3 separate regions of the Mus musculus genome follow, and all the other regions are linked to region 1. Evidence: chromatin loops called from intact Hi-C (ENCODE). Cell type or tissue: heart. All regions are shown on one strand.

What was found. Hi-C counts contacts between places; a loop is a spot of excess contacts. Peaks named below come from ENCODE experiments on the same cell type or tissue, not always from the same donor. Only the 100,000 strongest peaks of a DNase experiment are listed, where the experiment ranks them.
Region 2: a loop joins it to region 1, with 2.6 times the contacts of the local background. A loop is called at or near these places in 6 of 42 quality-filtered maps.
Region 3: a loop joins it to region 1, with 4 times the contacts of the local background. A loop is called at or near these places in 10 of 42 quality-filtered maps.

The regions. Positions count from the first base shown.
Region 1 is chr16:91,721,229-91,729,228 of GRCm38, forward strand. Cryzl1 (crystallin, zeta (quinone reductase)-like 1) reads right to left here and starts at 7,574. Exons shown (of 13, transcript NM_133679.2): 1 at 7,330-7,574. It overlaps Gm46543 (a long non-coding RNA gene), which reads left to right and starts at 3,076. Exons shown (of 3, transcript XR_001781880.2): 1 at 3,076-3,350; 2 at 3,445-3,535; 3 at 7,291-7,353. In heart, a CTCF peak has its summit at 3,217 (motif pointing right); DNase peaks (open chromatin) are centred at 3,223, 6,403 and 7,503; H3K4me3 peaks cover 1,677 bases; H3K27ac peaks cover 1,586 bases.
Region 2 is chr16:91,932,044-91,940,043 of GRCm38, forward strand. Gm36797 (a long non-coding RNA gene) reads right to left here. Exons shown (of 3, transcript XR_385049.2): 2 at 7,594-7,743; 3 at 4,298-5,188. Among named protein-coding and RNA genes, the nearest start is that of Atp5o, 4.4 kb to the left of the region's middle. In heart, CTCF peaks have their summits at 115 (motif pointing right), 3,321 (motif pointing left) and 4,473 (motif pointing right); a DNase peak (open chromatin) is centred at 4,518; H3K4me3 peaks cover 240 bases; H3K27ac peaks cover 1,218 bases.
Region 3 is chr16:92,301,979-92,309,978 of GRCm38, forward strand. Smim11 (small integral membrane protein 11) reads left to right here. Exons shown (of 4, transcript NM_138743.2): 2 at 3,310-3,419. The coding sequence starts at 3,408. It overlaps 1700048M11Rik (RIKEN cDNA 1700048M11 gene), which reads right to left. Exons shown (of 2, transcript NR_045300.1): 2 at 6,738-7,101. Among named protein-coding and RNA genes, the nearest start is that of Smim11, 4.7 kb to the left of the region's middle. In heart, CTCF peaks have their summits at 3,753 and 6,195 (motif pointing left); a DNase peak (open chromatin) is centred at 253; H3K4me3 peaks cover 976 bases; H3K27ac peaks cover 1,078 bases.

The DNA.
Region 1 (8,000 bases):
ATGGAGTCAGTTGACTTAGCACGTAGTTGGCCCTACTGTAGGGTTTCTAGGCACAGCCCAGTCCTTGAGAGTGTGCTGCACTAACACACTGATGCACAGAGTGAATCCATACATTCCAGATCCTCCTCTGTACAGCCTCACAATGGGAGGAGCACACCCACCGCCCACTCTCCCAGGCCACCCGAGGTGGGAGGAGTGTACCCCACCTGCCCACACTCCCAGGCCACCCGAGGTGGGAGGAGTGTACCCCACCTGCCCACACTCCCAGGCCACCCTAGGTGGGAGGAGTGTACCCCACCTGCCCACTCTCGCAGGCCACCCTAGGTGGGAGGAGTGTACCCCACCTGCCCACTCTTGCAGGCCACCCTAGGTGGGAGGAGTGTACTCCACCTGCCCACTCTCGCAGGCCACCCGAGGTGGGAGGAGTGTACCCACCAGCTCCACACTCCCAGGTCACTTTTCTTCCTCGCGAGTGAGCTTCCCCAGCCATTGTTTAGGCACATTAATTCCTTCCCTATGCTTCGGTTTATTTGTTTTGAGGCAGGGTCTTGATTTGTGGTCTTGCCTGGTCTTGACCTCTGGATCCTCCGGGCTGTCTCCGACGTACTGGCATTACAGGTGTGCAGCACATGCCCAGGGATAGCATTATTACTTCAACAAATCTCTGCTCCTATTCAGTCCTGACTTACTGCTGTGGCCTTTTCTCCAGGTACAAGTCTATACTAACATCCTGAGTTCAAAACAGTTCCCTTTGTCGTTCTAGAAGCCACTGTTTCCTCAGCCTATTGAACCGCTAACATGTGGCCTGGGTCAATAATGTATCAGTTTCAAAGACCTGGGAGACAATTCCGCACCCCCTAGAATCTTCTTCAGAGAGAGGGGGTGGGGGAGAGGTACGGATTAGTTAATCTAATTATTAACAACTGTATAGGATCAAAACTATTCTCCAAGCTACAACATAAAGAAAAAAAATTGTTTAAAAATACTTTCGTAGGCTGGGTGTGGTGGCACATGCCTTTAATTCCAGCACTTGGGAGGCAGAGGCAGGCAGATTTCTGAGTTCGAGGCCAGCTTGGTCTACAGAGTGAGTTCCAGGACTGGCAGGGCTATACAGAGAAACCCTGTCTCGAAAAACAAAAAAAAAAAAAAAAACAAAAAACAAAAAACACCACCACCACCACCACCACCACCAAAAAACCCCCTTTCTTTTGTTATAATCTGTGTGTCTTGGAGGACGGCTCGGCAGGTCAAAGCACGTGCTGTCATGCATGACAACGCAGTCCTACAATAATCCCCAAGATGGAAGGAGAGACCTGACTCTCCTCAGCTGGCCTGACCCGCGCGTGCACTCGTGCATGCCTACACACTACAGGTAAATAAATACAAATGTGACTGAAAGATTATGCTGTGAGTGAATGCCTGCATGGGGCAGAGAGGCCACTGGGTCCTCCGGAGCTGGAGGGAAGGCTTTGGGAGCCCCCCACCCCTGCCATGTGCTGGGGAAGGAGCTCAGGGCCTTGCAAGAGCAGCAGGCACTCTCAGTGCTGACCTCGCTCTCCAGCCCTTAAAGGGGCGGCTTGGTTTATTTAACTATTTATTTACTTCAAAAGTAAGTAAATCAGTATAAGATAAAAGAAAATCAAGAAGTATAGTATTCGACATACGATAGTATTCGATTTACATTTCTACCATCCTTTCCACCCCTCATCAAAATGGGAATTCTGAGCCCTAAGCACTGAACGTCTTGTAGAATGGGTGATAGTCAAGGCCCAGGTGGCTTCTTAGGCACTGGCCTGGGTTAACAAAGACTCGAGTTCACTAAGATTTTTAATGAACTTAGAGATATTTGCACATAGACAATAACTAGACATCTGGCTCAATTAAAGATGAGGATGTGCCCTCTCATTTCTAAGAGTGTTATATATAATTTGGAAAATTATATGACTCGATATAAACTTTGCTAAATCAAAAAAACACTACATAATTTATTTATTTGTGGTGCCGGGGCTTGAACCCAGGGCCTCATCCATGCTATGTAAGTGTGGCACTACTGAGCACATCCCTAATACAACAGTTAAAACTTTCTATGTGCTCTTGTTTTGGTAATAGAGTCCCCCTGTGTTGCCCAGGCTAAACTTGAACTGGAGCCTTAGCTGGCCTGAAACTCCTGATCTACCACATCCAGCTTATAAAACTTTTCAATGACATCAAATATGTTTAGAAAGGTAGGGTGGCGGGGCTGGAGAGATGGTTTAGTGGTTAAGCACTCTGGCTGCTCTTGCAGAGGACCTGGGTTCAGTGCCCAGCATCCACACTCAGGCTCACAACTGTCTGTGACACAGTTGTAAGAGATCTACTGCTCTCCAAAGACGCAGACCTACGTTCAGGCAAAACACCCAGACACATGAAAAGAAAATAATAATAATTCAACAAAAAATTTAAAAGGTATGTAGGCTAAGATGTGTTGTGAGAAGCACACAGATTTGACATTTTTACATTTAATCCCAGCACTTGGGAGGCAGAGGCAGGCAGATTTCTGAGTTCGAGGCCAGCTTGGTCTACAGAGTGAGTTCCAGGACAGCCAGGGCTACACAGAGAAACCCTGCCTCAAAAAAACCAAAAAACCAAAACAACAACAACAACAACAAAAAAGATTCGGCTGTGCAAACAGAGGGACACCTTGGCATACACTAAGCACCCAACTGTAAGTCCTAGTTCCTAATAAAGGTAGGCCTCTGCCGGGATTTCTCCAGAGCCAAGGGAAGAGATCTCAGATGGTGGCTTCACTTTTGTTGTAACAACAAGAGCTACACTGGCTCACCTCCTGCTACCCTCGACTCCCCACAGAGCTCATCTACTAATGAGTGTAAGCAAACCTCTGCACATTAGCCCTTACCTACGCTCGCAAAGCCAACAGATGCACGAGTGAGTGGGTTTCCTTTACAGGACGGGCAGAGATGTTCTGATAGTGATGTCATCATGGACACATCACAGAAAGTCCAGCACATAATGTGTGGTTATAAAACTTGACAGGGTCTCTCTATGTAGCCCTGGCTGGCCTGGAACTCACAAAGATCTGCCTGCCTCTGCTTCCAGAATGCCGGGACTAAAGGCATGCACCACCACATTTAGCAAGACTGATTTCTTGCAATTCTTATTCATGTACAAGTGAGTGACTGGTAGTGTGCCACTTGTAAGCAGTGCCTACGGAGGCCAGAAGAGGGCACTGGATCCCCTAGGACTGGAATTACATATGGCTGGGACCTGCCATGTAGCCGCTGAGACCTAAGCCCAGGGTTCTCAGAAGAGCAGTCAGTCCACTTAACCACCAAGCTGCCTCTCCTGCCCCTGTAAGAATGCTTCCCTTGTATAATTTAAGTATTTACAAGACAACATCTAGCTGTGTAGCCCTAAATGACCTGATGATACTCACTACGTTAACAGGTTGCACTTGAACTTGCAGAGAGCTTCCTATATGCCTGACTTTAGAAGTACTGAAACAGGCTGGATGCCATTACAGGGATTCCAGCACCAGGTGAGTGGGACAGGGGACCAGGTGGCTTTTAAAGTCTCTTCTAATAATGGCAATTTCTTTTATTATTATTTTTTGAGAGGGTAGTTCAGGCTAGTTCCAAACTTGCCTTCTAGCCAAGAATGACCTTGAACTCCTGTACCTTGAGCCTTCATCGCCCAAGGGCTGGGACAGGTGTGTGACCTCAGCAGGCTGACCATCTGCAGCTCTATGAATATCATCACGGAAGAGTGTGTACATTGTGGCATAATTCCTACACTTTACGCAGCTTGCGAACTAAAGATTGCGAGAGAGGCAGAAAAAGTGTAGTTACACAAGCAGATAGTGTGTGTGTTCAGAGACGTCGGACTGTTGCTTTATCTGGACAAGATGTTTTCAACAGGTGCCCAGTGAGCAGGGAGGCACCCATCAAACACCTGTTCTAGAAATCACAAAAGAAAAATGTAATATCTTCTCCCACCCACCTCCATGTGAATTATCGTTGATTTTTATAAAGTTGATTTTCACCTCAGCGTGTACACGGCTTTAGGGCTGAAGAGGTGGCTCAGTGGTTGAGAGTACTGACTACTCTCCTGGAGGACTCAGGTTCAATCCCCGGCACCTGCATGGTGGCTCACAACCACTGTAATTCTAGTTCTAAGAGAAGCTCATGACCTCTTTTGGTATCTGAGGGCACCCAACACAAATGTTAAATATTTAAATACGTGAGGGCAAAACACCCAGAAAATAAAATAAAATACATAAAATGTGGATCCCCTAGGACTGGAGCTACATATAGCCTGCCACGTAGGTGCTAGGAACTGAACCCAGAGTTCTCAGAAGAGCAGTCAGGGCATTTAGCCACTGAGCTGTCTCTCTCGTTTTGCTTGTATATTTTAGGTTTCAGACATTTAAATGAGACAGTACATTCTTAAATAAACTAAAATAAAAAATGCCTAGGATTTCTTACATCAGATATTTCCCTGTCAGTACCCTCGGGAGTGGGAGAGGTTGGCTGGAAAGGTGGAAGGCCATATCTCCAATGCTGTTACTCAACATGGCCATTTACTATGGTACGATGCAGAGCAACAGAGACGTAATCTGTCATTTACCTTTCTGAATTGGGCTACCAGGGCCAAAGGCAGAAGCCACATGGTGAATGTAGCCTTTCCGTTAAGATAGCCTGGTCACGTGACACTGGGACACTCAGCGTGGAGAGATGTGAACATGGAGATAGGTACTTGAGTGTCTTCTCTACCTCTTAGCCCGGCCCCCTCTTGTCTGGTAAGAAAATCTCTACCTGTTAACATTACAGCATCCTCACGTAAATGGCGACCTTATCTGCCAGTTCATGATAGGATCCTGAGGAATCATTTAGATGTGGAATACAGATGATAATTTTGATTTTAGTATGAAGGTTTCTGGTGCTCCTCACTCAGCTCAGTAGGCCACGTCCTCTGCTGGGACTGCCATCTCTGTTTGTATTCCATGCCTAACTCAGAAGGCGTGAATTATCCTGCGGCTCTCCTCCTAGTGGCTGCCAGAATTCTCACCTAAACTATACTGCCTTCTTTCAAAACTCTAATAAAAATGTCCTTGAGCTTCCTTACCAGAAGACAAAGAGTTGAAAGAGGAAACAACCTCGTAAAGTATATTATATAAAAACTGGAAGGAAGTCACTTTGTGAAGCATTATACTCTGCCATTGTCTATTTACAGTTCTCAGCACAGTGTTGTCATAGGTCTGCAAAGGCTACAGTAAGCCAACAGTGCAGGGGAGGCTGAGGCCAGCCAGCCTGGACCAGCTACTGAGACAAGAAGAGTCTGCCACAAACACAACCAGGAGACACTGTGTCTGTGGGCTTTCATTCTTTTTTTTTTTTTACTACTTTGAGGCAGTCTCACTAAGTTGTCTAGGCTGGCCCTGAACTGCCCATCCACTGGATGGGAGTCCAGGCCTGCACCACTAGGGGGAATGCCCATGTGTTCTTGGAATGAACCATGTCATTTTCCGAGTTCTCAAGCTTTTCCCAGCCTCCTCCTTGAGGGAGGCACACAAGTGAATCAGGACTCTTTCTGGTCCAGAGGCTCAGGAATCTCCATCAGGTTTGCACCTTTCTTCTTAACATGGAGCAGCATGGAGAACTATAAAATTACCACAATTATTTTACCACAGATGCCAGGCAGCTTTATCTTGGTTTCTTTGAGGTGGGGTCTCTCTATGAAGCCGTGGAACTTGCTCTGTAAACCATGGTGGCCTTGAACTCACAGAGATCTGCCTGCCCCTGCATCTCAAGCACTAGTCAAAGGCATGGGCCACCACCACGCCAGGCCAGGCAGCTGGATCTGTGTCTGCACCCTGCCTGTGTGCCCTGTGCCGTTGGATCACGAGAGGGCTTCAGATCCGCTGGAACTAGTGTAACAGAGGTGGTTACAGTGGCGAGCCCTGGTCCTCTGGGAGAGTACCAAGTGTCCCTACCCTGAGCCAGCTCTCCAGCCTTGGGCGGCTTGATTTTACACGGGGAGCACTGTTTCAAATATGAACACCTCATCTCCTTCTACATGTGGAGACAGAAGCGTGGGTGACATTAATTAGAAAAGCCAGTAATAATTGTACATTGCAGTGGCTGATGCCTAAGATTTACAACTCCCAAGAGACAGGACCCCGCAATAGGACGCAGGCTGCTGCAAGGACTGAGTGAGTATAGTACACAGCGCACACATTACGGAAGTTGGCTTTTTAATAAATATTACTTTCCCTGGTATTCTTGTAAGCTCAGTATCGTATTGTGAAAGTAGTTCTGAACCCATGTACTGAAGCAGCAAAGGGATGTCGCTGGCAATCACATGACTAACACTGCTGAGTTTGTGCAATGGTCTCTTGCATCATCTGGATTCGGAGAGCGGCGAATAGCCACAGGTGGCTACTCCGCACGTGAGTGGCGTGCCCTTAGGATGAGGGTACGAGGGTATGCTGCGAGGGTAAAACGCACAACAGATACACTGTCTCATTTAAATATCTGATTTCTTTAAAGGTTGAAATAATATTTGGATAAGCTGGTTTAAGAGAAACGTAAAATTAATTTCACGTGGTCTCTTCACTGTCCAAATGTGGCTCCCAGGAAATCTAAAAGCGTCTGGGTGCCTAGAACATCTGTCCTGGACAGGCAATGCAAAACTCAGCTACTGTGGACTGGCTATACTTGGCAGTTTGTTTAAAATGCCATATATAGATATATATATATAATTTTTAAAAAGCAAATGCAGACCACCAGGCCCAAATCCAGAATCAGTATCTGCACCTCCTCACGACCCTGGGATAATTCTTTAGTATGGCTCAAGTATGGCCGGCTCAATGAAGCAGGCAATTCCTGACCCAAGGCCCCATTACTGCGAACACCCACCCTTGTTTGCTTTAGGAAACCGCTTACTGGAAATGCAAAGAGAAGGATAAGAAGGGTGACAAGGGAAGTAGTAATAGAGACAGCATCAGAAACAGTGATAGGGAGAAGCTGGGGGCGGGGAGGACTCAACCCAGGAGAAAGGCAGTTCTAGACCTTTGCCTCCATAAACGCGGAGGAAGAAGCAAAGATCAGTCTACAATCAAAACCTAGCCAGGGTCAGGAACTGTCCGTCAAATCTAGTATTACCCGCCCCTCGGCGGCCTCGGCCAAGCTAGGCCTGAGCCAGGGCATCTCTGAGGTCGGCGTGTGATGCGAAGTACCAGTCTCCCCAGGGTTAGACAGCTCCTTCAGGCGTTTCTCCATTTTTCGCCCAAAGTCCCATTTCAGAGACACACATCGTTCTTCCCTGGCTCACCTGGCTCGGAGCAACCTCAACCGCCAGCGCCTTCGCCGCCGCCACCTTCCCAGTCCTTCTGCAGAGAGCCCGCCTTCTTGGGTCCAAACAGTACTGCCATTGGTCAGACTGCCCGTCACTACCGCAGGATGACCGATCTGGGGGAGGCTGTGACGAACGCCATGGCAACTGAACCCGGAACTACATCTCCCAGCATGCTGCTTCCCGTAGAGAGACGAGTCGCCGCCCCAGGGACCACCAATAAATGGGAGAAGTTGGGCGTTGCCAAGATGGGTTCCGTTTTATGCAAATTAGAGTAAAAGGCCACACCCTTCCTCATTCCAACCGTAACCCCTACCATCTTTCTTCAGTCTTTGTGTCTTTCGCCTTTCGTGCCCACGCTCTTTCTGCAAAACCTTCAATTTAGTTGAATGTATCCTAGCTACTGTCGCGCATAGAAAAGAGCAAAGCGCCAAATCGTGAAACAAAATCTCCGCACGCATAGAGCAGAAACCTCTAGTTACGCCTTCAAGGGACGAGACAAGGATGGGAGGGGAAAAAAGTGTGTGTGTGTGGGGGGGTGCTATCCAAACTACTTCATTGGTGTATCTCGTTGTCACTCTGTACACCTCTATTTCCTTTGGCTCCTTTCTTCTTTTTTGCCCACCTAGTGGGCGGAGTCATAGGAGAGA
Region 2 (8,000 bases), 210 kb after region 1:
TTGTGAGCCTTCATGTGGTTGTTGGGGATTTAATTTTTGTTTTTGGATCTCTGCTCGCTCCAGCCCAAAGATTTATTATTATATTATACATAAGTACACCGTAGCTGTCTTCAGATACACCAGAAGAGGGCGTCAGATCTCATTATCGGTGGTTGTGAGCCACCATGTGGTTGCTGGGATTTGAACTCAGGACCTTCGGAAGAGCAGTTAGTGCTCTTAACTGCTGAGTCATCTTGCCAGCCCGTGTTTGTGCTTTTTATACCCACAGACTCAAAATCTATATATAATTTATCTATATATAATTTACTTTTTAATATGAGGGAAGATGGATACAGAATTATATGGGTTGCAAATACATTCTTTTAGAAATTGTTTTATGTGTTTGAGTGTTTTCCTGCATATATTCACGTGTACCATGTGTGCCTGTTGCCTTAGAGTCCAGAAAAGGACATCTAGTCTCTTGGAGCTGGAGTTAGAGGCAGTTGTGAGGTGCCAGGGGGTACTGAAACTGAGCACAGGTCCTCTGCAGGAGCAGCCAGTGCCCAACCGCTGAGCTGTCTCTCCAACCTCAGAAATACATTTTGTATAAGCAAATTTCTAAATTATGGCACTTTAATAAACATGTCCATAGCTGCAGAATAACCTACTTTGATTCTATAACTTAACCATTCTATGACTTTTCAACATAACTCACGTGGTTTATATTACTTTAATATATTACTTTAATACACATCTGAGTATCTTTAGATATACTTTTTCATAATTTCAAAAGTAGAATTTAAAAGTTGATCGAGCAGCTTGACAAGTGAGCATGAGCACATGGGCACATGAGGCAGAGCTGCTTCTCTTCGGCTTACACTCTCACTAGCTGTGTGTGGATACTTCACTCCACTGCTGCAAAATGCTTTTACGTAAGCCTAATGAAAAGCGTATTCAGCACTGATCACATCTTATGGAACTGCTCATGTGTAGACAGCTGTTTTATATCCCAAGTCTCAACAAGGTATCAAAAAAAAAATCAACCTGTTTGCCTTCACAGGCTGTACTGGTTAGTTTTTCAACTTGACACATACTAGAGATACCTCTGAGAGTTAGACAGAAACCTCAGCTGAGAAACTGCCTCTCCCAGTTGGCCTGTAGGCAAGTCTGGGGACCATTTTCTTGATTAGTGATTGATGTGGGAGGGCCCAGCCCACTGATGGCAGTACCCAATGGCAGGTAGCAAGGGCAGGCGATCCTTGGGTTGTATATAAAGCAGGCTGAGCAAACCCTGAGCGGAAGTCAGAGAGTGGTGAGGAAGCAGGGGCTCTCAGTGGATCTTTGCTTCAGTTACTACCCTCACGTTCCCACTTCTGCTTCTTTGTTGATTCCTCTCTGGGATGAACTGCTACTTGGAAATGAAAGTTGAAACAAACCCTTTCCTTCCCCCAAATCGTCGTGCCCTTCCCCCCCCCCCCCCCCCCCCGCCACGTGTGTAGCTCTGGCTGTCCTGGAACTCTGTAGACATTGAACTCAGAGATCTGCCTCTGCCTCGGATTAAAGGCGTGCACCATCCCTGCCCAGCTTGTTCTGTGTCTTGTCACAGCAAAAGAAGCCAAAGTAGAATAGAAACCTTGTACTCTATGTAAAATCAAACCGCAAGGTTGCATTTTCCTGAAGTATAGCTACATGCAAGTTTACAAGCAATTTGGGTTTCAATAAATGTAATAGAAAATTTAAAAGTCCCAGGCTCAAATACACTCGGGAAATTGTAGACCAACTATTGCACTGTCTTTTATAATAGACTCTAGGTTTACCCTGTGGCAATGCGGTGCCTTCTATTTATTCTGCATCTTCATTCCACTCTAGCTCCATGCATAGCTCTAAAATGGCAGCTGATGGTTGCTTGAATTTCAAGGTTTGAGTTTCAGACAACCCTCAGGTGTAAGTGTGTAACTGTGTCTGTATTTTCTGGGAGGTGAAACAGATTTAGATTGTTTAAATTTTTTTTTTTTTTTTTACATTGTTGCAGTCAAGGCTAATAGAATGAGTCAGACTCGCACAAGGGCAGGGCTACCCTGGGAGAGAAACCCAGATATTTAAGACCGTACCTGTTTCCATCCCGCCCCCCCCATTACCCCCCACCCCCCCCAGGATTTCTCTGTGTAGCCCTGGCTGTCCTGGAACTCACTCTGTAGACCAGGCTGGCCTCGAACTCAGAAATCGGCCTGCCTCTGCCTCCCAAGTGCTGGGATTAAAGGTGTGCGCCACCACTGCCTGGCACCTGTTTGTTTTATGCTTCCCATTCGATCGCTGTTTTATCTTCTGCACAGAGACAGTCACAGAAAACAGTGGCATGACATCATGAGACCATCAGTGGTACACGTATGAGTCTTATTTATTATTATTGTGTGTACATGGGATGCACTTGCCACACGGTGAGTGTCAAAGGACAGCTTGTGCATCTGTCCTCTCCCTATGCCTTTCTGTGGGTCCTGGGAATCAAACTCATGTGATCAGGCTTTTTAAAAAAAAGTTATTTTATGTATATGAGTACACTGTAGCTGTCTTCAGACACACCAGAGGAGGGCATCAGGTCACATTATAGATGGTTGTGAGCCACCATGTGGTTGCTGGGATTTGAACTCAGGACCTCTGGAAGAGCAGTTGGTGCTCTTAACCACTGAGCCATTTCACAAGCCCCTGCCATATGTCTTAAAATTTAGTGACTCGCTCTTTAATTCAGAAAGAACCATTTTGAAATTACAGTATTTAGAAAGTCCAGATAAAAAGATTAGACTTACAGGAGCAATTCCCATTGTTCATTACCAGAGACCCAGAGGAAGGTTCATGCCCTAGTTCACAGTGCCCTCACTTAGAGATAGAAAAACAGAGAAGCAAACAAATCGTATCCAACACAGGGGAATGGCTTATTTGGAACGCTATATTACACAGCCATGAAAGTGAGGCTTTCAAGTTAGGCATAGTGGGGTGTGCCTGTGACCCAGCACTCAATGGACAGAAGCAGGCAGATGACAGCAAAGCCAAATTTAGCTTGTTTTACTTGGCAGGTTCTAGTCCAGTCGGGCTACAAAGGGCCAGCCAAACAAACAACCAAACAACCCTAAATAAGTAAATCAGACTTACAAAAATTATCTCATGACACACAGAAAAGATCTAAGTACACACATTAAACATGTACGAACTGGGCTGGAGAGATGGCTCAGTGGTTAAGAGCACTGGCTGCTCTTCCGAGGTTCTGAGTTTAACTCCCAGCAACCACAGGGTGGCTCACAACCATCTATACTGGGATCTGACGCCCTCTGCTGGCACGCAGGTGTACATGCAGATAGAGCACTCATACATAAATCCTCTTCCTGCACGGAGAGGTCTCGGGAGTGTTTACGTTATCTATGGAGTTTTGTCGGAGTACAGTCCTTTCTGGTGTTTTCTTTGTTTTGTTTAAGAACTGTGCACAAGCCTCTTACCACACTCCCTGTGTTTTGCAGGGTGGCAGCCTGCATTAGAGCAGTTCTTTCACACAAGATCTCTCTTTCTCTTTAAAGCCCCAGAAAGAGCAAATGACCTCTGGGGCTTTTGCACAAGTCTTGCGGTTCGCAGAGATTGTGTGTTGGAAACTGAGCGGGCAATGAACAAGAGAGAGAAGGCATTACCACCGCATGAATTTAAACTCTTTAACCTTAAGATCTGGAACGTGTGCTCACAGGAAAGAGGCAGTAAATCATTTAATAAGAATTGGTGGTGAGAGCGGACACTCGGCCCAGCAGTTAAAACCTTGTGCTGCCCTTGCAGAGGGCATCCCCACCCCCACCCCGTTCAGTCCCCAGAACCCAGGTCTCCATTACCAAGCTGGAGTTGTAACTCCAGCTCCGGGGGAATCTGACGCCCTCTTCTGGACTCTTTTGGCCCTTGTGTGCTCACATGGACATACCCACATGTAGGCATACTTGCATACACAAGGGGGTGGTTTTTTGTTTGTTGTTTTTATTATTCAAGACAGGGTTCCTCGAACTCAAATAGATCTGCATTCTGAATGCTCACGGGGGTGTGAGCCACCACCCCAGCCTGATTTTTTTTATTATTATTATTTTTTTAAACTGTGTAGCCCTGTTTGGGCTGGAACTCTCAACCCAGACCACGCTGACGTCAGAACTCATAGAGATCTACCTGCCTCTACCTCTGCATCTGGAATACATGCAACACCCCACCTCAGCAGCATACACATAATTTTTAATTAATTCATTCATTTTTTTAATGAGAAAAGTTTAGTGGTTTTTTTTCCCCCTGAAACTCGATCTCTCGGATCTGCAGAGTGGCCCATAGAGGGTCTTGAGTTTCACCACCCCTGTGGTTCAGGCTTGTTTTCTTCACCTCTGGGCGTGATGTGAGGTAGTGCCCACCTTGAAGCTGCCACCTGCTCAATGTTCAAGGTCACCACAAAGGAGCCTGGTAGGTTTCTGCAAAATGCTGCGGACACTAGAGGGCGCCATCACCTTATGTTGCAAACAGAGTCTTTCTAGAGCTTTCTGGGTCCAAAATGCAGTGTCTGGCTCACGTTAGCCAGTGAGAATCATATGATTGTGAAACAAACAATCCTGATAGCTCCAGTCACAACCTCCACCATCAGAGCTGAAGCCTGTTGTAGAACCCCCTAGAAACTATCTTAGCTGGTCCTTGACTCTTAGACCTCCCATAGCAACCCAGGTCTTGCTTCACTGGCATGTTTCTGACTTAGAAGTCATAGCCCTTTGTTGGGTTGGGCAGTGGGGTGGGGTTAGGTCAGGAGGGAGAGCACTATACCTTTGGGGGAATCTTATTCTGGAAGCTGGTAGCGACAGAAGAAGCAAAGAAAAGACACGGAGCCTAACCTTCTTTGGCCCCTGGTTTGAATCACAACATTGATCTTGAGAGGAAAGCCAGGGTAGCAAGCTTGCTTGCGCGGTGCTCTTCTAATAGACTGAGAGAGCTGAGGAGACCTGCTCGAGGGTCTGGTCATGATTGGTTGTGTTTGGTGATGTGACCTAGGCTTTGCTTCACCACTTCTGTGTCTTAAACAATGTCTGTGTCTCAGGTTCCTTCTGTGGAGAACGGAAATATAACAGGAGGTAGCACGTCACAGCCTGGAAGACCCGGGGAGGGGCCTGTTACTCTCACTTTGCACACAGGGGTTTCCTATTTGTTGTTTTTCCTGTAGAGGGGAGATGAACACAAACCCAACAGGGGCCATTTTAAACGCAATATTAACGTGCTATTTCTTCTTTCCACTGGGCTGTGGCTCGGAACTTGGAAGAGATGGCCGTGAGACCCTCTGAAAGCAGGGCACAGTTCCTGTCAACACCAGTTCCACTTGGGAAGGGGCCTGACTGTGGGGAGGCCTGGCGTGGGTCAGAAGCACGTGTCCTCTGCAGAAACTTACCGAGTGACGCTCTGAACCAACCTGCAGCCGGAACGGCTTGGTAAATAAGCATGGGTCAAAGAACAGTATGAGGGCTCAGTGGACACAGGCGCTTGCCGCCCAGCCTGATGACCTGAGTTCAATCCCTGGGTTCCATATAGTGGAAGGAGAACTGACTCACACAATAAACAAACAGACAAACAACTAAACAAACAGTGTTTTGGAGACAGGGTTTCCATGTGTGGCCCTGGCTGTCCCGGAACTCACTCTGTAGACCAGGCTGACCTCAGATTCACAGAGATCTGCCTGCCTCTGCCTTTGGGGTGCTGGGATTGAAGGTGTGCACTACCATCCATCACCCAGCTACAAACAAACTTTGTAAGGTCATTTACTTGGGGAGAGAACTGGGGGGGGGGGAGGGGGATGAGGAAGGAGCATGTATGACTGCTAAACAACCCTGAGAACTGCTGAGCCTCAGGAGTTAGGTGTGAAGAAGACAGTAGCAAGGTTTTCCTTTAGTTGTAAGAGACAGAGTGAATGTGTTGAGAGGAACACACATGTTCACACTCACAGGGAAGCCTTTCAGAGGGACCCAATGTGGGGGCGTCTGATTCTGAAATGTCCCCGTGTAGAGACAGGACCGTTTGGACCCTGAGGTAGGGCCGGGTCTCATAAGCAGTTGCTGGTCAGGCTTGGCAGCAGAATATTCTTCTGTTCGCTTTTAATCATTAAAGTAGAGCTCATTTTGGTTTATCAGGGGAATGTGGCTGGGACATGAGGCAGGGGATTGACAGAGAAGATACAGTGGTGAGGCTAAAGGAGGCTTTAATACCCCAGGGTTTAAAGCCTGACCAGTCTCCGTAGGGAATGAGTTAGGGTGACCTTGTGGCCCTGTGACCCAGAAGTACTAAGCAGCTGCTTGGCACCCACTCAGCGCCTTCTGGGGAGAGACTGGGCTGCTAGCAGCTTTTGTAGGCTTTTTATTTGATGGCAGACTAGCAGAACTGGGGAAAAGTACCGTCTAGTTTGAGATTTCAAGCAACGAAAGGACTATTAGTGGGGGAGTTTTCAGAGACCAAGACAAGATCTGCAAGGAACAGCAGTCTAGACCTTTTGTATGTGGCTGGAAAGGGGACAGAGGGTTGTCCCCCAACCCCGTCCATTGCTTTGCTCCTTTGTATTGGCATGTCCAGGGAACAGGCCAGCAACCAAGAGCTGCCCACCTCCGGGGAGCTGTCACAGATTCTTTTGAACCAGTTTCAGTTTTGAAAACCACCTTTTGTTGTGAAGGAGGAGGGCATAGCGTGTAATGGGGCTGGCTGGGGAGTGTGGAGGCGGAAGTCTGGATCCCCACATGTGAGTGTGTGCTGTCACAATCGATCATACAACCTATGTACAGTGGCGGCAGAGACAGGTGGATCTCTGGAGCTCTCTGACTAGCAAAAGGGAGTGAACTACACATTCAGTCAGAGACCCTGTCTCAAAATACAGACAGTGATAGAGGAAGACACTGCCCTATGGCTGCCACATGTATATATACAGACACCTGCATATACATGTGCAAGTACACACATGAACACCGAACAACACAACTCTCTCTCTCTCTCTCTCTCGCTCTCTCTCTCTCTCTCAAACACACACACACACACACCCCTTTCCTTCCTCCTACCATTAAGCGATACTGCATTGGCAGTGGTGGCACACGCCCTCAACTCCATTCTAGTACTTGGGAAGCAGAGGCAGGTGGGTCTCTGTGAGTTCCAGGATAGCCAGGGCTACACAGAGAAACCTTGTTTCAAAATAATAATAACAATAATAATAATAATACAACCCAAGAAGACATACTGCATAGATGTTAGTCTACCATCAAAATGAGCCAGCCCTAATTTTACAAGCTCTGAGTTTTTTTCTTGAATATGTCTTTAAATTTGTAGGATATCTTCCTATACCTGAGTCCCAAGCCGACAGTAGCTCCTGTCATATCTTGGCAACCAATGGAAGCAATGAAGGAGGAAAAACAAAGATAAAAATTAATCATGCCAGCAGGCAGATCCTCACTGCACAGTTCTCAAAGTGGTTGTTTATCAAAAATAAAGTCTACTGTCTCCCTGGCACTGAATCAAATTGGTCCACTTGTGACGGTGACAAGATGGCCACATGTCCTCCTTCTTCTTATGATTTGTGGCACCGACACTTACCTTGGAATCAATTTACTGGCATTTTTGAAGCCTGTGTGTTTTTCTTACTTATGTTCTAATCCTTAAGGTTAGTCAAGAATATTCTCAAAGTAATCTTTCACGGTAGCCGTCAGTCGGTCCTGCCTTCGGATTGAAAAGACTCCGTGGAACCTGAAACATTACACCCACCCACCCAGCAGATGGATTAGGACCGACTCAATAGGCTTTATTTTAAATTAAGTATGGAGTTTGAATATCTAAGAACTGGACAGGGATTAGATCAACCTTGGGCTAGCTAGGATGAAAGAGTGTGCTGCTGTTTTTGCATTAAGAAAATAGCCGTAGTCTATTGCTAACCAAATACAGCAGGGTTAAAATGCTCGACATGTAACATGATGATGTTTTTGTTAAGTAATTAGGTGTTTATC
Region 3 (8,000 bases), 580 kb after region 1:
GAGCACACGGAGCTTGTGAGCAGACTATTGTCCACGTCGTTTAAATTGGTATAATCAAAGTGAGTGAATGTCTTCTTTGTTTCTAGAATAAAACCTGGCAGGATACTTTGCAATAAAGATCAAAACTACAAACAGTTTTATTTTCTGTCGTTAAGGGTTAAGCCTGGACAGCTCCCTGCATTTCATATATTTTAATGGCCTCCAGCTGTCCTTACCCCAGTGGCTTTGGCTCACCCTCTGCTGCCAGCTGCTGCTTGCTTCTGAATGGCACCAGGAGTCCGTGATATCAGAGCAGACAGCTCACTGCTATGTTTAGCTTTCTTGGTTATCCCCATTTGCAGAAAGCTTGCAAGCTGCCTTGAAATTTAAAGTAGTGGGTGAAAATGAACCTGGCTGCTCTGGGCCCTTCGCTCTCCTCTACCCACCCCACCCACTCCATAGCAGTACAGATTCCCCTTTGCTTTTACTTTTTCCTCCTTCTCTTCCTCTTCTCTTTTTCTTCTCTTTCTCCTTCCTTGGCAGGATTCTGTGCATCTGAGATTGGCCTCCAGCTCAGTCTTTCTCTGTAGCCTTAGATGACCTTGAACTCCCATCCCTTGACCTCCACCTCCCAAGTGCTAGGGTTACAGGCTTGTACCACCAAGGTTGGGTTGTGAGTTACTTGGGCTGAACCGAGAGCTTTGCGTTAGCACTCTGGCTCAGCCACGCCCACAGCCCCCTGCTTCCTTCTCAGAGATCTTACCTCTTAACACTCAGATTGCTAGTCTTTTTGGCATCATGTCCTGTGACATTAGACAGAGCAGAGAGTTGTGAATTCCAGAGTGGGAGACTTACTCCTTGGACGCTGATATCCCAAGAGCGCTTTGGCTCAGGAGCCACATGGCTTTCCCAGGTCACATGCTCAGCCCTTACTGCCACCTGGAGTAGAGTCCTGTCCTCCTTCTTCTTGCCCTTATTCTTTATCCCATGCCTGGCATCTTGTCCAGACTACATCCTGCCCTATTGCTGTTTGTTATCTGAGGACCATTAGCAAAGGAGAGACATTATCAAGACAATAATGCTTGCTGTGTGTTACTCATGCTTCTTAGCGATTACTGGCCAACTTCTGAAGGAGAATTTACTGATGAAGGAGGCTTTGAGAGGCCAAGGTCACATTGCTGCTAAGTGCAATGTGTTTGCCAGACCTCCAGACCCCGGGGTATTTTCTTTCATTTATTTCCTCTTGTCAGCATCTTGGGCCCATTTGTTTCCCTTGACCTTGGGAGTCAGTATCCTGGGCATATCAATTCACAGAGGTGACTTGTGGGAAACAGTTAAATCGTCTACCATATAATATGTATACAACTCAATTAAGAAGGAATTATAAAAATAAAAAAAATATTTTGTTTTAATATACAGTATGGCTAATCCCTAAGATTACTAGACGTTCAAGGTGTAAATTCCAGCAGCAGGTTATAACATGCAAAGAGCTCATTTTTCCAACATAGGTTGGAATCTGCTGCTATTTAAAGGCAAACACTTGCAGGTAGTGGGCACCTTCAACCACCGCTATCGCATTTAAATAGGGCTTTGGATTATACACTTCTTGGTTTATCTGACTTTGCACAAGTCAAAGGCAAAGCTTGGTTATCTTGTGCCAATAGCTAGCTGGTTTTCAAAGTTCTGTAACCTTGAAATAGACTGAGAACTGAATTTTATATATTAGATACTTTTACAACTGGAAATGTTTTTCTACGCCATCTCCCATGAGCTTTACTTAAGGAAACCCATTCTAAAGGTGTGTGGAATTTCCCGTTGCATTTCTAATTCTAGTCTTAAGTTATTATGAAGGAAGTGAGTTTGAAGCAGTCCATCTGTACCCAGGTGACTTGCTGAGGCTGAAGCTCCCAGACCTGGCTGACTGGATGTAAGATAGGCAAGGGGAAGGGAAACCTGGGGGGTCTGCTTGATTGAGCTACACAGTGCTTTCCCAGTAAAGCAAGCCAGGATCTCCCCCACACCCATGTGGAGCTGCATGCACACACCTCTTTAAACAGAGGCTTGTGGGCACTCCAAACTGTAGCTTCTTAGCAATGACCCTCAGTAAGTCCTTTTGGTGACCAAACATATCCTGAAACTAGGCATCATGGCTAGATCCAACATATACTGGTTTGGGGTGCATGCACAGTAAGGCAAACTGTGACCTTAAAATGAACAGTTAGGGAGGGAAAAAAAAATCCCTACTTGCCCTCTTTTGGCTATGTGTAATTGGGAGCAGATAGGATTAAATTGAAATGCATCGTGGGAAAGGATGCGAACTAAAGCTTACATAGCCCATATCGATTAGAACTTAAGGACACCCCACTGATAACAGTCAGCTTCTACCCCCTCCTAAACCCACAAAAGGAAGCCACAGGCTGGTCCACTCCAGCTTAAGGTGCCTGTTGGCCTCTTGTAGAGTACCTGGCCTGTACCACGTCTGTGCTTCTGAACAAAATTCCTTGTCACTTTCTGACCTGTGTCCACCTTCAATTTTTTAAATACAGTACCAAGAACCCAGAGACACCCATTTGGAACAGAGACTTCTGGTCCTAGGTGGGTTCGGATTCTGGTCACACACTAGAGGACCCTGAGCACAGTCCTTATGCCCTATGTGTTCCCCCTTTAAAGTAAAGGGAGTAAAATGGAGACTCACTGGCTTAGCTCATCTAAGCTCATCTAAGCACAGACAGTGGAGTCAGGCTGTGACAACTTCCTATAAAGTCAGGTTCCAGAACTAGCAGGGCACCAGCTGGTTGCCAATGTCCTGTGCAGATGCTTCATCCAGATCACCCGTGTCCTGGCTGTGGAGGCAGGTGCCATAGCTAATGAGACACAGGACTGTGCAGAGCGTCTGTTCTCTGGCTGTCTCTGCACTGTCCCTAGCTCTCAGGACAGGTTTTTTTGTGTTTTTGTATTTTTTCTCCCCCCCCCCACCTTTTTTTTCCTGTCATTCTTTCCCTCCAGATAGTTTTTGGTTTGTTTTTATTTTCAGCCAGGACAAGCACAGTTAGTGTCCAGAAGGTCCTTAATCCCCAAACTAGCTTGTCCTCGTGTCAGGAGCATTGGTGAGTGTGGGCTTTAAGAGCACAGAGGAGTCAGTTGGGAACAGATGCTTCAGCAGGGAGCTGCAGAGAGCCATGAGGAAGGAACGGGGTCACCTGTGCAGAGCCCCCCCCCCCCCTCCTCTACTTGCTCTCTGTTCACAGGCCTCTCCCTATCAAAGACGTGGCTTCCTATTGTGGTCCACCCTGCAGGCTCTGTATTGAAGTTCTGTCTCTCTCTCCCTAGATCAGAACTTCCAGCTCCTTGGGTCCGGCTTTCCAGCTGCCTCTCATGCCTGTGTGTAACAGGTACATTGGTCAGAAGTGAATCACAGCTGGCCCGCCATGAACTGGAAGGTGAGAATAGTTTTTAAAAGTATAGTCTGGTTTTTGTTTTGTTTTTTGTTTTTCCACATATAATATCTGTCACACTAGGGGAACACCTGAGTTCATGGGATCTGGAAATTCCAGCCTTGCTGTAAATGTGTGGTGGGGGGGGTGGGGTGGCAGATGGCATTTGGGGGAGAATAGAAGCAGGTAAGACTTCTCACTTCAGAACCCAGTAAGCAAAGCGGAAGGATAGACCAGAGTCCCTTAAACCTCTGCGGACATAATTCCAGTGACCTGAGAACCTCCCATAAGGCCCCACTCTCTGAAGGTTCACTGCAGTTCATGGTGGCACCACCAGGGGTTAACACACATCATAGCCTTGAAGATGGTAAGAGCAACAATAGAGTAGATACTCTGCATCAGTGGAGTAGATACTCTGTACAGCAGAGTGATAGTTTTTAGTGAATTGAATCTGTTCTCCAACAATGTCATATCTGTATAGCATCTGATGGTCCTCACTCCTGGCTCTCATCATCTCTTCCCACTCCTGTGAACGTCCATTACTCCCCATAGCCCCTACTCACACCCATGCCTTGGTAATCACATTTAATGTTTCCAACGGGTAAGACTTGTGAATTTGCATTTGTTCTTCAGACTGCCGGAGGAAGGCGGGGCCTTTCTCTGAGGATGCCTCCCCTAACCTCAGACTGTCTCACTGTTCTGCAAAAATCAGGCCTTTAAAGCTGCCCTTAGCCGTCCTCACTTTTGTTTCCTTGAAGTCGATGTAACAGGTGAATGCTAGTGCCTCTCAAATCTGTTGTAGCACTTCTGAGGCAGTATGATGGAATTTAGAGGTGGAACCTCTGGCCGTGTGGCTCCCTCTCGCATGGGACCAGAGCCTGTGGTGGCCTATCTCCGTTGTGGGAACCACAATATATTCCTTCCTAAATCGGCTCTTATCGGGTGCTTTATCACAGTGACAGAAAAGTCAGTAAAGCATTGAGTGCCCTTACAGAACAGACCCCAAAGACCTGCCTAGCCCACTTTCTGCTGTGTGAGGACACAAGTCTGTCCCATATCCTGGAAGAGGCCCGCGCTAGCATCCCACCTCGCTGCACTGGCTCTCAGACTTCGTCCTCCATGTGTCTCTTTATGACTTTGATGCACAAGCCTGAGGTGAGGAAAGTGGACTGAGATCTTACAGACCTTCCAGTTTTCCTGGTCCTCATCCATCATTTCATCCAGCTGTTTGCCGAGAGCATTGGGGGTTTTTTCCTAGCCACACTTGATTCTCTCAAAGAATTCAACTCAGTTTTCATGGAAACCACCTTTCAAAAGTCATAAATTACCCACAGGAGCACCAAGGACAAGTTGAACTGCTTGGGAAATGAATAAAAGAGATTCCTATAAACTGTTGGTTAGATTTAGCTGTCAGAACCAAGGTTGGGAGCAGGCAGAGCATACATAGCCCACTAGCCAGTAAAAGCAAGGGAAAGGGCAGGGCTCATTCATTTAAAAGCCTGAAAGCCTAGAGGTAAGGTGGGGGGCGTTGGTTAAAAGACCAGCTGACTAGCCAGGTGCACACCTATAATGCCAGAAGGTGGGAAGTAGAGACGGAAGAATCAGGTAGAGATAGAGCCAGGTACAGATAGGTGGAGAGAGAGTTCAGGGCTAGCCTTGACTACACAGGGCAGCTGATATCAGGCAGATCCTAGGAGCTTGCTAGCCAGCCAGTGTAGCTGAAATCGTGAGCTGAGCTCCATGTTCAGTGACAAGTAAGAAAAACAATGCTCATGCAGGCACAAGCATGTGGACCAGCACACATAACATATGCAGTCACACACACACATGAGCATTGTGCACACACGCATGCATGCTTGCACTATTGTGCACATGTACACGCATGCACATAAACAAATACATAATACAGTTACACACTCATGCACATGAATACATGTTTGAACACACACATACACTTACACACACATGTACAGGCACACGTGCACAAAAGCACATACACACATATACCCACTCACACACATAAGCATGTGTACACATATACATACAAGTGTGCACACACATGCATGCACATTCATATGAATGAATGCACATACCCCCACTCACATACATAAACATATGTACATACATACTCGCACACAGGCACACACATGCATGCACACATGACCTCATGCACTCACACACAGTTGATCTCACCTGTTCCAGCAGTAGTCATTTCCTCCCTTACAGGTCTGCATATTTTGAGAGATAAAAGGAGCTTAAAGGATGTCTTAGTCAGGGTTTTTATGCCTGCACAAACATCATGACCAAGAAGCAAGTTGGGGAGGAAAGGGTTTATTCAGCTTACACTTCCACACTGCTGTTGATCACCACAGGAAGTCAGGACTGGAACTCAAACAGGTCAGGAAGCAGGAGCTGATGCAGAGGCCATGGAGGGATGTTTCTTACTGGCTTGCTTCCCCTGGCTTGCTCGGCCTGCTCTCGTATAGAACCAAGACTACCAGCCCAGAGATGGTCCCACCCACAAGGGGCCTTTCCCCCTTGATCACTAATTGAGAAAATGTTTTACAGTTGTATCTCATGGAGGCACTTCCTCAACTGAAGCTCCTTTCCCTGTGATAACTCTAGCTGTGTTGACACACAAAACCAGCCAGAACAAAGGATAAGAGGAGATGATCGAGAAATTGAGGCCAACTGAAGCCAGTTTCTGCCCCGGATGGGGCACAGAGTGGGGCAGACTCTTTAGTTCTTCAGTTTTGCTGCCCTCTGCTGGCATCACTCTCCCACCCCTGCCCTCCGGCCTGGAAACTCTTGCCTCTCTGGTCCCCTTAAGAAAGTAAATAATGGAACCACCTAGCCATGTCTGTCAGCTGTAATTCCTTTTCAGTTTGTTCTCTACCCTCCTGATTAGATAACACATCCCTGCCCCTGCTAAAGCTGACTGAGGCTTGTACCATGGAGAACCAAGGCCTGTGACATTAGCTGCATCTTGCGAGGACCCCAGGATATATCAGTGGGGATGAGACAGTACCCTGTCGAGATCTGAGGCAGTCTCAGCCTTGGGCAGCCTGGGCACGTAAGGAGGTTTATAGCAATGCTTACATTCCCCATCAGCTAGATTGTGAGTGTGGAGTCAAGCTTGACCAGTAGCGCTCAGGAGCAGCCTCGTGACAGGTCCTGTCATCAGGATACATGCCCATCATGTCGTTTGTTCTGACATCGTTATGATCCTCCACTGCACCTAAGCTGTGTGATCCTCACTCTTCAGTAGTGGGTGAAAGTGGACATAGTTACCGTCTTAGTTAAATTAAACAACTAGAGTATATCTTCTTCCTCACTCTATTATTCTACCACAGGGCAACCTTCCTCAGAAATCCTCAGATAGCCATTCCTAATAGTTAATAGTTTCTAAGGTACTGAGTTCAGCTGAGTTGTAGCTGACTTGCAGGACGAAATTGTAAACCAGATTCAGGTGGAAGGACAAGACGTGTTACTGGGAAATTCAGCGATGGAGAGTCTGGTACGTCTTGCTTTCTCCTCACCAGTTAGCCACCTCTCCGTAGTTAGAGTCCTCATCTGTTCAGTCAGGACTGTCTGTCCCCTCCATGGGGCTGGGTGCAGACGCAAGGAGACAGTCCACAGAAAACACAGGGCACACAGACTTTCCTGGATATAGCAACTGCTGCTCCATCTGCAACATGGAAGAGACAGTCACTAAAGGTTTAGATACAATTGGAGGGACACAAATGTGTATAAATTGGAATCAGGAGCTGGGGACTGGTTTCATTCTAACCCTGGCCGTTTCTTCAGCCCCTTACATTAGCATATATATCTCAGGGCTGCCTACCTGGGAATGGTGCCACCCGCAATAGGCTGAGCCCTCCTACACCAATTAATAAATGCAGACAGTCCCCCATGGACACACCCACAGGCCAGTCTGGTCTAGGCAGCTGCTTCTGCTGGGAGCCAGCCCAGCCTGGAAGGGTTTGAAGTGGGACCCAGTGTCAGACGTAGAGGTAGATTTAAAGACTGATGGTTTCTGGCCTTCTAGCTCTCTATACTTAGTGTTTGCTGATAACTTCTGAAAACATCCTAAAAACTTTCTTGCTTATTCTGTGGTTAAAAAACGCTGGCTTGGGTGATTAACACTGTTGCCTAGCAGCGGGGGCATTTAATTAAAAAAATGTATCGCCATCACTCCCCTCTCTGTCCAGGCAGCCAGAAGCCTCTCTGGCTAGGCTGGTTAACTCTTTGTGAACCAGAGAGGAAGGAAAAGAAAAGAATTAAGATGCTTTATACACTGCACAGACACACTCTGGCCATTGATTGTCTGTCACAAACAACAAGTGTTTGCGCATGCTTACATGCATACACACATGTACCTATACATGTACATATAGACAAACAGACATATACACTTTGGATGGATGGATAGATGGTTAGATGGATGGATGGATGGATGGGGCAGAGCTCCCCAAGCCAAACCATTTAATCAACAACTGTATCTCTTTCCTCTGGTCTTTTTATACCTCCTTAGACAAAAAGTTCCTTAGAAAATTACCTCAAAGATAAAATGTTATCATAAAATGG